Linked DNA regions of Mus musculus: all the other regions are linked to region 3. Evidence: chromatin loops called from intact Hi-C (ENCODE). Cell type or tissue: heart. All regions are shown on one strand. Each heading gives the region's core, and the rest is flanking DNA. Links, peaks and the distances in the headings are about the cores only.

Region 1 (5,304 bases), core at 1,205-3,704, 80 kb before region 3:
TTATCCTCAGAAGTTATGGCAACAAGCTTTCTCCTCTTTGCTGGACTTGGAGACTTTTACTACATGATAGCTGTCTGCTGGGCTATCTTCGTTCTCTCTAAGGCAATGGATGGTGTTACAGATGGCCCACTCCTGTGTGGCTGAAACACTGTGTTTCCACTGTTGGATTGTTCGTGTGTGTGTGTGTGTGTGTGTGTGTGTGTGTGCAGCTTATCAACATGTCAAGAGCTCTGAGAGTCAGTAAGAGTAGTTTGGGTGTCTGTTGTTTTGTCTTTGGGGGTTGTTTTAGGTTTAGTTTAGGTTTTTGGTTTTTTCCTGAAGGAGACAGAATGACAGGGGGACAATGAAGGCTCCAGACACAAGGTGTCATTTGGGCCAGGTTTGAAGAATAAATCATGTTTCACCAAGTGGGGAGGATGTCTACCTGGGGTTGACACATTGTGGGGAGTGCACGGGGGAAGTGTGGTGTATGGAAAGTAGAAAGCGTAACAGCACAGGACAGAAGCTAGTGGCATGAAAAGGACAGAGAGGTGGCATCTGGTAGTCACAGCAGGTGGCACTCAGACCCAAGAGCACCATGAAGAGTGCTTAGCCTGTATGACTGCGTGTAAAAAGAAGTTTAAAAACCTTCAAAAGTGTTCAAGGGAAAACTTGAAACCAAGAAAGCACTCCTCTTGCTGTTGGAAAGTTTCCTTGCTTTCAAAAGAGATTAGGAAAAAATGAGGAAAAACAAACAAACAAACAAACAAACCAACCAACCAAAGAGATTAGACACTCTGGACTATGGGTCCCTTCCCATTACGTGTAATTTTAATGTACTAATTGCAACCTACTCTTCTTAAACTGTCCTTGGGTGAAGAAAGGGCATTGAGCATGAAGAACATAGCCACTAGCAGAATCTTTCAAGCAGGGCAAACACACTGTGCATCTCCTGCAAACGAAGCGCTTCAGCAGTGGACAGTAAAGCAGCCAGGCTGAATAAACCACCCAGAGCCTTAAGCGTTTAGTTTGGAAAACACTCCACTCGGTTCTTTGTACTCTCACATCCTTGCATTATGGAAAGTGGGCGTGTGGTTCTTGAGGAGGTGAGGAGAGAGCCATCAATGGTATTGATAACTCTTTGTTTCCTACTGCCTGAGATTCTCCTAATAACCTGATAGATAATTCTGCAGCAAGCAGCCTGGGGCCCTGCAACTCCCTACCTGTGTGAGGTTAGCAGGGAAAAGGCTTAGGAAATGATTGCTAGCAAGCTAAACCGTGGGGGTGACTCAATTTAACATGAATGTTTGGGGAGGCACTACAACTTTCTAGAAATAAGAATTCTGTATTAGGGAGGGTTCTCTAGAGAAACAATAAGATACAATTGATCAAATAAGATAGATAGATAGATAGATAGATAGATAGATAGATAGATAGATAGATAGATAGATATGGGATTTGTTAGAGTGACTTATAGGCTGGGGTCTGGCTGTTCCAACAATGGTTGTCTCCTAAGAGAAAGCCCAAGAGTCCAATGGTTGTTCTGTCCATGAGGCGGGACGGCACAGATGGTCTTTAATATCCACCAGAACACTGAAGAAGTAGGTTCTAATGCCAGTGAAGGGTTGAACTTGCCAGCAAAAGTGAGAGCAAGGATGCAAACAACAAGAACTTTCTTCTTCCAAGTCCTCTGTACAGGCTACCAGCAGAAGGTGTGGCCCAGATTTAAGGTTGGGTCCTCCCACTTCGAATGATCCAATCAAATACATCCTTCACCTAGTAGCTTGAGTTTGGGTTAATTACAGATGTAGTCAAGTTGGCAACCAAGAGAAACCATCAAATATTTGTTCCCTGAGATACATATCACTTGCAAGAAGACCCTTTTACCCTTGCTTTTTAAAATTCCCATCCCTGGGCCAGCCAGATGGCTCTGTGGGTAAAGGTGCTTGTCACTAAGCCTCATGATTTGCATCCAACCCCTCTCAACTCCTTCAGCTCACAGGAGGGAAAGTAAGCACTTATTGCTGTCTTTTGACTTCCACACTCAGGCACATGTACATGTGCGTGTATACACACACACACACATACACACACACACACCACTAAATAAATAGGTAGGTAGGTAAGTAGGTAAAAGATAGTTATTTGGATAGATAGATAGATAGATAGATAGATAGATAGATAGATAGATAGATAGATAGATAGAAAACAAATATTAAAACCCCACAGCTAACGAGATCAGCTTGTTCAGCAGAGACCAGGTAGCCCCCACTTTATACAGCATCTTTTCCCCATCCATCCACCTGCTCCCACTCCCAATCTTACATCATTCCAGCATGTCAACCTTCAGCATTGTGTCTATAAGCCTGTATTTTCCAACTTTGTGTAGCCCTTTTCTGTCTTGTTTTATGGGGAAGGAGATAGAAGGCTGTGTGCTGCCCTGCTGACATGATTAGTTCAAATGAGATCGGTGACTCAACACTGCCCTCTTCTGGTTGGTACGGAAACATCTCATCCCTTTTACTCGACTTCAGCCATATAAGGTGGGCAGAGTCCACAGAGCAGGGTTGGGGTGGGGGTGGGATTAATCAATGCACTGTGGATTGAAATTTAGAATGACTATTAATCCATCTCCCAGTGGATGCATATGTAGTTTCTGGAAAACTCTGATCGAGCATTAAATTCTGATACCTTCTTGTAATGGTTCAGACTTCATGTGGCTTCATTGTCCTTACAGCAATTTTGGAAGCACAAGGTTGAATTCACAGTGATCCAAGAAGTATAGATCCTTCCGTTCCTCCAGTGGTGGCTACTCAACTTCCAACTGATTTACAGTTACTTTTTAAATCTTGAATTCCAAGATTTAATGAAGTTGCCATTGCAACTTCATTTTCAACTAGTATGTTAATAATTGCACCTCCAAGCCAAGCTTGTAGTAGTTAGTGTCTTGACTGTCAGTCAATAGACAGACAAGTAAGGCCTAGTGTGACCAGAGCCCCTGGGGACCCACTGTGAGGGGCAGTCGGGATTGGGAACCAGCGAGGGTTTCCCGGAGAGGTTCAGGGCAAGGTCAGCAAAGAAGATTGTACACACACACACACACACACACACACACACACACACACACACACACTGTAATCTCAACACTCAGAAGCCTGAGACAGGAGGATGGCCAGCCTCTGCCACAGGGCAAAACTCTGAAGAGAAAACAAGCAAGCAATACTCAAGAACAACTAGCACAGCTTATCACTGGAAAGCATTCTCCATTTTGGTCCGCTAGACACAGAACATCAGAGACAATTAAGAGGGGCTGATGGGGCAATTAAGCAGATGCTAGAGCTGTGAGGAAAACTCAGGCCCAAACCAACTCTCAGATGTCAAACCCTTGATCTGAGTGAAGTGTTTGTGTTTGGGAAAGGACGTCATTTATGTCAATGGCTGAGCTGTTATTTTACACAGAAGATAATACCGGGATTTGCTGTGTTTTTTTTCTTAAATTAAATAAAATAATCGCAATATATGTGTTTGCTTCTCCAACACCTTTTAAAATATATTTAAATGTTTTAACTTCTGAATAGGTAATACATATTTGAGTACTAACTGTAAAAAAATGAAGGGTTTACACAACTCCAAGTTACAAATTACAAATGGGTCCTTCCAGGTGTATTTGATATATGTGTGTGTGTGTGTGTGTGTGTATGTACATGTAATTTTGCATTTTATTTACCTATTTCTTGTTCATTTCCCCCTATAACAATATAATGTACATCTTTCATCTTGTGACCTCAAATATTTCCCCATTCACTTTTGTTTCATAGTGACCTTGTCCTGTATGTGCTGTGAAATCTATTTGACCTGTCCTCTATTGATAATATTAAGCAGTATTTATTTAATAAATAACAACTCAGTAATTTGTTGATAACGTAAACCATTTGCAAGCATATCATAAGAAAATTTCTAGACTTGGAAGTACTAGGTAAGAGATGTGTTCACTGGTCACCTGGATAGATACTGACACCCACTGAGCTACATCCCAGACACCAGCAGATAAGATGACCCCCACCCCCACCCTGTAACCCCTGGGCTCAGCTTATTATAAAATGGATTGGTCTCTGTCAATCTGCAGTGAAATTATTTTCTACTAGATTAACGTGAAACTCTCACTTTTAGTGAATACTAGACATTTTTCCTTGTTATTAGATTGTTAGATTTTTCCCTACAGATTTCTATATTTGGATATTTGAATATTTTATATTAATATGTGGCTGGCACAAGTTATGATTTACAATAAATATAAACGGCATACTGGATTTCTTATACAAACAATGGAAATAGTTCAGTTGTGGTATTGCATATCACTTGTTGATCGGAAAATAGATCTGTTTAGCAAAACACAAAATATTATTCAAATGAATTTCACCTTATTACCCCTTAACCTGACTACAGTGCTAGAGAATTTGTAGAGTGACAACTGTTTTGCAGTTATCTTTACTGGGTAGCACAGTTTCAACCACAAGTTTCAATTCTTTGTCAACTTTGTTAAATTGTTTTATATTTATAATTTCGAATAATATTCCTAAGAAGTTTTACCCTGATGTTTAGGTTTGCTTCTCAAGGAAGACCAACTGCTGACATCTACTTCGTTCTGAGTGTATCATTCAGTTACATGTAACGTCACGTGACCCCTTTTAATTTCCTGTGTATTCATTCTACTTCTGTCTCCCCAATGCTGCTTTTTATTCAGTCAGCCTTGCTTCTGGCAAAGCCCCACCCACTGTGTTGTTTATGGCCAAGTCCCGCCCACTGTGTTGTTTCCTTCAGGCAAAGCCCCGCCCACTACGTTGTTTATGACCAAGTCCCGCCCACTGTGTTAAGTTCCTTCTAATAAAACCCCGCCTGCCTTTAGCCTTCATCAGTCACTCTAGATGTTTTCCCTTTGTCTCCCTGAGCTTTGCTGTCACGGGGCTGTTTCCTATGAAGTGGCCTCTAGGCTGTCTCACCCATTTTATTTAAACCAGGGAATGCATTGGTTCACAATTGTAACCTACCTCATGAGACATCTTTCTAGTAACCAACTGTTTCTTGATCACAGTTTCCCCTGATGACACTCTCCTTTAGCGTCTCTGTGTAGAGCCTACAGGTCCTTCTAGCTAACTCACTGTAAGGTACAGCTTTGCAGAATCAGCCCCACTCCCCAAGATCATAATAGAATTATATTATTCCCACTTCCCTGTCCTCTCTCCAGACACCCTCCCATGTACCCCCCAACCCCTGCATGCTCTTTTAAGTTCATGGCCTCTCTTTCTTTAAAGTTACACGAACCCG
Region 2 (5,304 bases), core at 1,062-3,561, 760 kb before region 3:
AATGCAATGTTAGGAGAAATGGATTACTGGTGTTGAGGGTTTAACTTGCCTGAGGAGCAGAAAAATTGCAGAAAACACCCCGACCTGGGAGCCAGACCTGTGTGTGCAACCTGAGTGAGCAAATGGATGATGGGAGCAAAGAAGTTTCTTCTGAGAGCTGGTCAGTAGAGGCTGTGAGAGGGAGGGAGGGCTTGGCTAGAGCTGCCTGCTCATGTTTGTCTTTTCTGTCATCTGAGACACTCTGAACTTTGAGAACAACAAACAGTTTTGCTCTAGTGACTTCAGGTTATTTCTTAAGTCAGTGCTCCTACAGCTCTGTTCACCTCTAATGTAACACTAACTGTAAATTCCCCTACACGTTTACAGCTGCCCTCCAAACCCATTGAAACTTCAAAACATTTGTCATCCTCCTCTCACTCAAAAACATATCTTCTTAAAAGTTATGAAGGGGGCGGGCTGGTGAGATGGCTCAGTGGGTAAGAGCACCCGACTACTCTTCCAAAGGTCCGGAGTTCAAATCCCAGCAACCACATGGTGGCTCACAACCATCTGTAACAAGATCTGATGCCCTCTTCTGGTGTGTCTGAAGACAGCTACAGTGTACTTACATATAATAAATAAATAAATCTTTAAAAAAATATTTAAAAAAAAAAAAAGTTATGAAGGGGCTGGCTTGTGGTTCTGTGAAAGAACTCTTGCCTCACCAGCTCTAGGTTTGCTCTGTAGCACTGACAAAATGAACGGATGGATGAATGAATAAAAGTATGGGGACTTTCTGATGTCACAGTAATACCATTCGGTATCTTAGTAGGAATTGGGGTACAGATACAGGCATTTATTACAACTTGAAAATTTACACTCAAGAGTTACACACTACGGCTGGAGAGATGGCTCAGCGGTTGAGAGCACTGACTGCTCTTTCAGAGGTCCTGAGTTCAATTCCCAGAAACCACATGGTGGCTCATAACTATCTGTAATGAGATTGATGCCCTCTTCTGGTGTGTCTGAGGACAGCTACAGTGTACTTATATAATAAATAAATCTTTAAAAAAAAAAGAGTTACGCACTTAGATATATGTCAATAGAATTTTGGAAGAAATGACTAGCAACACCTGCTCTAATTGATAACACATCAACTTAATTATTCAGGGAAATCTCTGCTGATGACTATAATTTACTTTTTAATGTATAAAAATAATATGACTTGACAAATTCAGAGGGAAATTAATAGATACCATAATTCAAGAAGAGCTACATGTTGATAGATTAGATGGTGTGCATAGTTGAATCCCTTCCACGTTGCCTGTAATTTTCTGTTTGTTGGCTCTGATCTACTGTGGTCCAGACTGGCCTACGTACCCTGAGTTCCGGATCCCAGTGCAGGAATGATATGTGTGCTTGGTTGAGCCTGACTTACATTTTCAAGTTTCCATTAAAATGTTGGAAAGATACCTAGAAGTATGATGTCACTTAGATGAGCAGAAAAACACTGAGTGTTAATGTTTGAGTGTTTGGCTAGATCAGGCCCCACGTGTGTATGGTGACTCGGTTCTGTCCATACTACCATGGAGCCTCTGGTTTAACCCAGTGGCCGGTACCGCTGATTCCCTTAGTTCTATGGGAACATTGGTTCTACAGAATGAAGCTATTTGGCAGACAGAACCTTTTTTTTTTTTTTTAATCTTAAATTTAGCTTTATTGGGGGCTGGAGAGATGGCTCAGTGGTTAAGAGCACACACTGTTCTTGCAGGAGACCTGAGTTCAGTTCTAAGCATCTAGTTGGGACGTGGTATTCCTTGATTGTTTCTGGTCTTTGTATGGTGGCTCCTCAGGTAGCTAAGGAAATCTCTAATTGCTATGTTAACTACAGACAGAGGTCTAGCTCCCTGGGAAGAACAGTACTGGTATCCCTTTTCCTGTGTAAAAGAGATTAATGCCAAGTTTAAAATGCCAAGCTGACTCCAGTTGAGTCTTCATGAGCCTTTATAGCTTTGTTCTGCCAGACATCTCTCATCACTAGCCCGACCTCAAGTGGCATAATAGTTGGATTGGACGTGCCCCACCATGATATCTTTTAGGGCTGGGGAACTTTCATTTCTCTTTGTATGCTCAGCCCTAAGCCTTCTGCCTTCCTTGTTCTGGGAGTGATAAATAAATCACTGTTTGAAGGCAAAATGCAAATTTTTTTGCTCTGTAAAGCCAGGCTTCTTGTTGGCCAAGTGTGTTCACATTGCCGGCAGAGGGCGCACTTGCACTGGTGGCAGAGGACCTTCCTGAGATAGATTTTGTCAACTCCACCCGAGTCAGTTCTTGAAGATTTTACTTTTTAAATTGGAAAGATTTTGACATTCATTGGTGAGCCTTTTCATCTCACAGAGTAAATGGGGGTTTATGGAGCTGGTCCTTTAAGCTAGAAAGGATGTGGCTGGAAAAAAAAAATCAGCTGCTCTCTGAAGTGAGCTTTAGGCATGCACTCACGGTGGGAGAGGTTGCCAGCAGGAGAGAGTTCCCACCGCTGTTTCACTATATTCGAGCATTTGAATAGAAATATTTAGGACCTGTGTTCTAGCACCAGTACGCTTTTGTGTGTGAATGTCATACAATTCAATGTGTAATGTTCAGTTTCTTCTAGACCAGCAGTTCTCAACCTTCCTAACACTGGGACCCTCTTAATACAGTTCCTCATGTTATGGTGACCCAACCATAAAATTATTTCCATTACTACATCATAACAATAACTTTGCCACTGCTAGGAGTTATAAAGTAAATATCACTGGAGATAGAGGTTTGTCAAAGGAGTTGCAACTCACAGGTTGAGAACTGCTGTTTAGACAAACAGTACAGCCCACTGTATGGTTTCAAAGCATTCAAACTGCCTGGGCTACAGTTCCATTTGTCTTAAACCCTCTGTGCCTTTGTCTCCTTCCCATCTATAAAAGAGGTTAATAATTACCTGCTGCAGCGGATTAATTTCAAGGTGACATGAGTTCATCTTTGTGAAGCTGTGTTATGTGACAAGACACCCTGGGGAGCTGCAACACAAGTCTGCTCACCTCAGAGAGGGAGTTCACGACAGACAAAGTCCAACTTGGTGAACTACTTAGTTTATTGATGTTACTTACAGGAATATCAGTGAGGGGTGACTTAAAGGAGCAGAAGTGACTCAAAGACAGAATATCACTAAAGCAGCATGGGTGACAGCAGGAAGGTTGGGACCAGGCTGTGAATATATGGTATAGGGAGTGTTTGAGATTAGAGTCGCCTATGGGAAGGGGGATTCAGCCCATGAGAGGCCAACAAGAGCACACATCCTAGGACTTGGGCCACAGAGTCTGGAGGGTCAGCTCCAAGGATCTCCTAGGCAGACTGAAGTAACTCAGAGATGGGCCACAGAGGCCATGAGTTGGTCGGTATTAGAGGCCCTACTTGGGAAAAAAACACAGAAAACAAAACAAAACAAAAAAACCCAACAACAACAACAAAAAACCCAAAACTCAGCCCTTAAAGAAATGCTAGTGTAGGGCTGGAGAGATGGCTCAGAGGTTAAGGGCACTGACTGCTCTTCCAAAGGTCCTGAGTTCAAATCCCAGTAACCACATGGTGGCTCACAGCCATCCTAATGAGATCTGATGCTCTCTTGTGATTTTTTTTTTCGGTTTATCAAGACAGGGTTTCTCTGTATAGCCCTGGCTGTCCTGGAACTCACTTTGTAGACCAGGCTGGCCTAGAACTCAGAAATCTGCCTGCCTCTGCCTCCCAAGTGCTGGAACTAAAGGCGTGCGCCACCACCGCCTGGTCTCTTCTTGTGTTTGAAGATATGTACTTACATATAATAAATAAATCTTAAAAAAAAAAAAAGAAAGAAAAAAAAATGTTAGTGTCAAGAGATGAGTTGCAAGCCTTTCAGCCTGAAAAAGGAGCTAGAAACAACCAGTTAAAGAGGGTTCCTGAAAAAAAATGACCCAGAATTCTTTGGGACGCAGGAGCAGGGAGGTGAGGCTAGGACAGGTTGGAAAATCTGCCAGAGAGAGAAGGCCCTACGCCCTGACCTGGCATTCCTGGGATGTCCAGGAATCCACTGAGGGCTGTGATAAAATCTTGTTAGGACTCTGACTCCCTGGAGCCAGAATTGTGCCTCCAAGGCTACCTGGAGAGCGAACTCTGAGGTAGCTGCGGGTGCTCTGACTCCTGAGGAGGCTGCGGGTTCAACTCCTGTCGTTCTACCTGAGATCGGAGAGAACTGGACAGTAGAAGTGACTACCAGAAAGGTTCAGCCATGGAGCAAATGCATGGGAAGGCCTCGTAGCTCAGACTCAATACTGCCTTTTTCACGGTCCCAAGCAGTAAGTGGGATTCCAGGAGTCTCTGAGTGAGAACCCCAGCCCCAGGAGTCCTGAGAGAGCAGGCTTGGCCACACAACCCCATTTCCCTTGAAAGCAACGGGTGACAGTCAATTCTAATAAATGTGACCATTGGGAGGGCGAATACATGAAGTTCAGTGACCCCAAATTAGGACATTGGCAAGGTGCAGGAACTTCACCTCAAGCTGCACAGGTGCCCAGAGGAGTTTTAGATTTGAATTGAGAAGAGGGGTGGGGGCAGGAAGTGCATATATAATTAAAGAGGCCTGCTCAAGGTGTGTCCTCATAGCTCCTTGGCGGTTGGTTCAAAGAGGTTATCTCTGCCCTCACTTGAGATGGCAATGTGGCTCCCATAAGATGACTGCTGTTGCCTACAGGCTGATATAGTAAGGCAAAAGCTTTGCTACTCCAAGAATCCAAGGTGACTGCAGGGCTGAAGACCCTGAGGTACCTTCTCAGGGTCAAACGGAACATTGTAAGAGGTCTTTGTGCAACCAGCCTCGAGGAAGGATGAGCTAGGACAGACAGTCCAGCTTTCAGAAGGACCAGAAGCATAGACCAGTGATTCCCATGCTGCAGGGGACTGACCCTAGATAGGACATTTAAAAAAAAAAAAAATGAAGGCAACCAGTCATGCTTTTTCTGCCTTGTAGGTTCTCGTGAGGAGTCAGCCCTTTCCAGCAAAAGCAGATTTTGACTGGCTGGTTTACAAGGATTAGAGGGAGTGGCGCAAGAAGAGGAAGGGATCCTAGATTTATTGACTTCCTCTGCCACCTCTCTGGGGCTGAAAAGAAAAATGGCTGCTTTCTTTGGAGAGGAGGAGGCCCAGATCTCCAATAGTCAGGGAGATCTGGTGAGGCAGAGAATGCTATCAAGAAAATGTCTAAGAAGCCAGGCAGTGGTGGTACACGCCTTTAATCCCAGCATTTGGGAGGCAGAGGCA
Region 3 (5,304 bases), core at 1,633-4,132:
TACTCAGCTCTCCAGCCCAGCTAGTTACTTCCTAGACAACTTAGTTGATCATTGTTAAAGTTTAGGGACTAACATTTCCGTCATAAATACAGGGGCAACCTTTCACAATTTAAATAGTGTATCCTTTTAAAATCTTCACAGCTACAAAACAGAATAAATTTCATTTGTAACAAATCATAGAACCTGGATATAATCATAATAAGAAGTAAGCAAGGCTGATTTGCCTTGGCTAGAAATTTGAGGAAGACATCTAAAACAACTACAACAAACACGTATTGTTTTTATGCTTAAAGTAGAGAAATCACAAGTGTTTAAAAAATAAGCTTTATGCAGGGAGATGGCACAGGGAGATGGCACAATGGATAAATCGCTTATCATACAAGTATGAGGACCAGAGTTCTGATTCTCAGAACTCTTGTAAAAAGATAAGCTGTCACAGCAGCCACCTGTCATGTCAGCACTCTGGAGGCAAAGAGAAGGGCTCCTCAGAGCAAGCTGTCCAGCTAGAGTAGCTGGAGTCAGTGAGTCTGGGGCTCAGTAAGAGCTTACCAAGTAAATAAACTGCAGAGCAGCTGAGAAATATACCTGATGCCAACTTTGGGTCTCTACCTATAAACACGCATAAGTACATGCTCACCTCTACACATATGTACTCCCACATGAACACACACACAAACCACAAATGTGTGAAAAATCATTCTCTTACTACATGAATTACATGAAGAGAGATAAGGGATGTGGGTCTTTACTCATCAATAGGAGTCACGGGACTCTTAACAAGAGACTGACCCATGACTTGCAGAAGTTTCACCATTTTCACGTTAAATGCCATTTCCTAGTTTTGTTATTGAGCAAAATGCTGGCCAAAAGACTCACAGTATTAAAGTTCACTGGCCTTTAGCATGTGCCCATGCCACAGCACATTGTGGGGGTCAAAGGGCAACTTTCAGGAGTCAGATCATTTCTGCTCCATCATTTGGGTGGTTATTGAACTCAGAGGAACCTCAAAGTAATAAAATTGATGCTATGATGTATTAATAATAAACTGGCTTAGGAAACACCAAGGTACACAGAGTAGAATTTAGCTAAAGGAACTCTGCCTCGTGCCTGGGAGAGAAGTGCCCTAACGAGGCTTGTGAGGAACTGTGGAAGAAAACTCTGTACCACAGTAGACGTTTAGGATTACTGAGAACGTTTCTGCTAATTCTTGGTCACCAAGACTGATTTCCAGTTAAGCTCTAGTCCCATAACAAGGCTTACAACTAGCCATTAGGCATATCCCCATATCAAGAACATGCCTCCGAGGGGTGGCTCAAGGGAGTAGCACAGGGTCACAACCATCATTAAGTCCTGGTCTGTCCTCAAGTTCTCTGTGCTCTCAACAGGAAACGTGTAATTCTGCCTGGTGGACAAGAACAAAAGGAACACTAGTGTACTTAAATAGTTCAGGCAATATCTTTGCTGAGTAAATCTCCCATTTGCCCAAGCAAGGGACCAGACCTGCCGTCTCTTGTGTCTGTTTAAACTTTCCAAAGTGTAACCTGGGGCTGGAGCCTGAAAGATTTATGTGAAATGCATAAGCCTAAAATGTAAGCTAACAACATCTTCTCTATAAGGCCTCCTCCCTGAGCATTAGACACACACACACACACACACACACACACACTATCATTAAAAACCATTTCCATTATTAATCCCTCAGTGTGCAGTGATTTCTCTGTGGCTGGGCATGGGAATCCTGTTAATCCTCTGTGTACTGAACCACCTTGATGGTCCAATTGAGTCAAAATTCTTAATTCTCAGCCAGCATGAAACGCAAAGCCAGTCCTAGGGGGACCCCTTTCCCTCCAGAGTCCTCTTCTGTCTTTGTATCCTGACTCATCTTCCTGACTCTTATCCACAGCCAGGGGAGACTAGCACAGGAATAGAGCTGTACTGGGTAAAGCAGTTCTCACTGTGGCCAAGTGCTGGGACAGTTGCTGCACAAATGACACTGATCTTGCTTTTGTCTGAGAGAATCACGAAATGTCCCTGCGTGGCCTTATTTTTTCGTGGTCTTACAATGGTCTGGTCAGAGGTGGGTATTATATATATATTTTTTTTAATTAGGTATTTTCTTCATTTACATTTCAAGTGCTATCCCAAAAGTCCCCCATACCACCCCCCCCTACCCACTCACTCCCACTTCTTGGCCCTGGTGTTCCCCTGTACTGAGGCATATAAAGTTTACAAGACCAAGGGGCCTCTCTTCCCAATGATGGCCGACTAGGCCATCTTCTGCTACATATGCAGCTAGAGACATGAGCTCTGGGGGTACTGGTTAGTTCATATTGTTGTTCAGAGGTGGGTATTTTTAAGGGCTTCATGCCTCAGGAGGGAATCTCAGCCTATGTTTTAAGATCCAGACCAACTTCTGGTTGCTCTATGTAATTTCTCAAAAGCTTTGACCACCTTTATAACTCAGACCTCCACATTTATGTTGCCTGTGTCTCACATTGCTCCCTCTACAAAAACAAAATACAAAGTGCCACTAGACTGGATAACAAAAGACATAAAGTGCATAGTCTGCCTAGAAAGAACACTTCAGAACAAGCTTCCTGATCGGCAGCTGGCCCTTTGAGAGAATCCCCTCTCCACCTCCCTAGTCAGGGCTTAATTGTTTTCTCTATAGCCCCGAGGTGAGCCCTAGGCAACAAGACACCACTTTTGCTCACAACCATTCTAGCACTTGGGAGGTTCCTGATCCAGTATTCAAAGCCAGCCAGGGCGGCATACTTTGAAGGTCAGTCCCCGCTGGGTGGTGGACCTTGTGTCAAAACCAAACCACACCCAAACTAAGTCTCGTTAATACTCTAAAGATTTATCCTAAATAACAAATTCGTATGTTGAACTCCAAATTATAAGCATAATTTGGGTTGTATCTTTAAAAAATTACCTTAACTATCAAATTGGCCCACAGCCAATTTGAAGGCTGCTCGCCCGCATTAGGAACCTCAATGTATGAAATACACGCACGAGCAGCGCCCGTAGAATGAGAGTGAGAAAAACGAGGAGCTCCACACCCTCCACTGACAGCAGGGCCCGCGCAGATTTCAAAAAAGGAAGCCGAGCGGGCGGGCCCGGAAATGGAGGCAGGCTGGTGGCCCCGGTTGGCGGGCCCCTCGGCGCCACTTCCGGCAGGGCGCGACCATGGCCGGAGGTCGGGACCGCGGGGACTTGGCGGCCAGGCAGCTAGTGTTCCTACTTCCAGGTAAACGCGGGAGGCGCGTGGGCCTAGGTCGCTGGTGGCGGCAGCGGCAGCGCGGGTTTTTTTTTTTTCCCAGGCCAGCACCGGTCCGCAAGGTCCTAGCGAGCGCGGACCCGGATTCGGTGCCCCGCGCTTTGCTAAGCATCCTGGTCACGTGTCACAACACGCGGGAAAACTCCAAACCCGGAAGCGACGGCAGCGTTTGCGCGGATTCCCTGGGGCGGGTCCAGCCACTCGGCCTGCGGCGGGCAGCGGGGGTCCCGGGACTCTGCTGTCCCCTGGGAGTTACTGGATCTCTGTAGCTCAGCGTCTAGAATCTTACCAGCTCCAAACCAGAGGTCGCAGTAGTCCCATGCTGAGCCGCTCTGCTGCTCTGGAAAGGCAAGGGTGGCCAGGCATAAGGGAGCCTGGATGGGGTTTATGTGAGCGTGGTTTGAAACAATTCCAGGACATGGTGACAGTCAAAAATCCCAGAACCAGGCCACTCAGTGTCCCTGTAGATGATGACCAGCTATCAGGGCATGTGGTGGCATGCGACAGCCATTGCCATATGAGGAGGGCAAGTGAAATAAATTTGGGTTAGGGAATGCAAGCCAGAAACACTCTGTCATTTTACAATGATACATTTGATGTTAGAATACGCGTGAAGAAGGAAACTTCCCAGTCACTTTAATTTTGAGTTTTAGTTTAGCAAATGCAGAGCATTTTTACAGCAAATATATTTCACCAGGGTATAGATATCCAGTGATGATAATTTTTATAATCTTTATGTAACGACCTGACACTTACTTTGGATACACAGCTTCTCTCCTGTGTAAAAAGTTAAACACATTCAAGTGTATGGATTTTGGGTTTGCAGCTCACTCAACTGAACCCTGTATGCTGCTGACCAAGAAGAGTAGCTTTCCAGCTAGCAGCTCATACACCCGTCTTCTAGAGAACCCCAGGCTTTCTGTCATCAAATTAGTTTTGCCTGCTTGGACCCCTGTGACTTTTGTATCTGTCTTCCTTCCCTCCGTACCACGTCTGCCAGATCCATCCATGGCTGTTCCATGGGTTTTGTTGGCTGGTTCTTAAAAATTGCTTCTGGTTTGCTGTATGCATATCAATGCTACTACTCTCCGGAGGATGGATGGCATTAGGTGTTCCTCCTGGTTTGCACCTAGTAGGAGTTACACCTCTGGCAGCATTCTTTTGAGGCTGTTGGTGGACATTGGCATTCATTTCTTCGGAGTGTCTGTATCCTGGAGTGGAAGCTGCTTTTGGGTGCTTGTTGGGTTAGCTTTAGTTCTGCAGAATGGTTTTCTGAAGTGGTTGATACGGCTTCGTCCTGACTCCAGCTGCCTATGATGAGTCCAGTTAAGCCGTAACCTCACTGATAGTGCTTGGTAAAGCAGCTAGTGAGAATTCCTGGTGTTGGTGAGCCATCAGAAGGCTAGCTGAACACCTTAGTTTAGCTGGGAGAGGGGAGAGCCTCCTTTCACCCTTCTGTTACATCAGTATATTTGATTTTTGTAGTAGGATCCCTAATCATTCTTTTTGCAATCAAACATGTTAATACTATATAGTAGTTTGCAATAATTTGAGGGGTTTTGTTTTGTTTTGTTGGCTGTTTCACTGACATTAATTTCCTTCTTAAAGTGTGTCATAATCGTACCAAGCACAAAACTGAAAAGACTCGATGTTGAATGCATCCCTCAAAGAGAAAGGTGTAGTAGATCTACTGGGAGGGAGGGGTGAGACGCATTGCCACCTGGTTTCTGTTCAAAGCTGAGGTGTCTGTCCTCTCACCTTTTTTTACCCTTCAGGCAAGGTGCTCTCTCACCTACTCATTAGGCTGATAGTGGTTGAGGGTTCTAAAACTTAAAACTTGGGCTTCCTGACTTCTGCTCTTCCAGGTGGCCTTTAGTGCCACCTGCAGGCTCTAAGGGTCCAAACACGTTTGATAGCAGCTATGGGGTCTGCCCTCCAATGTAAGGGCACCGGCCTCCTGGGAGTGAGACTTCATTTGTGAAGGTTCTGAGCTAGTCTGTCCTGGGCTAAGACCCAAAAATATG

What was found. Peaks named below come from ENCODE experiments on the same cell type or tissue, not always from the same donor. Only the 100,000 strongest peaks of a DNase experiment are listed, where the experiment ranks them.
Region 1: it touches region 3 in a loop (2.4-fold over the local background); 4 of 42 quality-filtered maps call a loop at or near these places.
Region 2: a loop joins it to region 3, with 2.1 times the contacts of the local background. A loop is called at or near these places in 9 of 42 quality-filtered maps.

What each region holds. Positions count from the first base shown.
Region 1 is chr14:62,249,740-62,255,043 of GRCm38, forward strand. No RefSeq gene overlaps it. Among named protein-coding and RNA genes, the nearest start is that of Dleu7, 41 kb to the right of the region's middle. In heart, for the core only: CTCF peaks have their summits at 2,473 (motif pointing left) and 2,675; a DNase peak (open chromatin) is centred at 2,452.
Region 2 is chr14:61,569,321-61,574,624 of GRCm38, forward strand. No RefSeq gene overlaps it. Among named protein-coding and RNA genes, the nearest start is that of Spryd7, 15 kb to the left of the region's middle. In heart, for the core only: a CTCF peak has its summit at 2,226 (motif pointing right); a DNase peak (open chromatin) is centred at 2,241.
Region 3 is chr14:62,328,927-62,334,230 of GRCm38, forward strand. Rnaseh2b (ribonuclease H2, subunit B) reads left to right here and starts at 3,142. Exons shown (of 11, transcript NM_026001.3): 1 at 3,142-3,250. The coding sequence starts at 3,190. It overlaps Gm41173 (a long non-coding RNA gene), which reads right to left and starts at 3,129. Exons shown (of 2, transcript XR_874686.3): 1 at 2,936-3,129; 2 at 1-1,402. In heart, for the core only: a CTCF peak has its summit at 3,110; DNase peaks (open chromatin) are centred at 3,165 and 3,435; H3K4me3 peaks cover 1,825 bases; H3K27ac peaks cover 1,785 bases.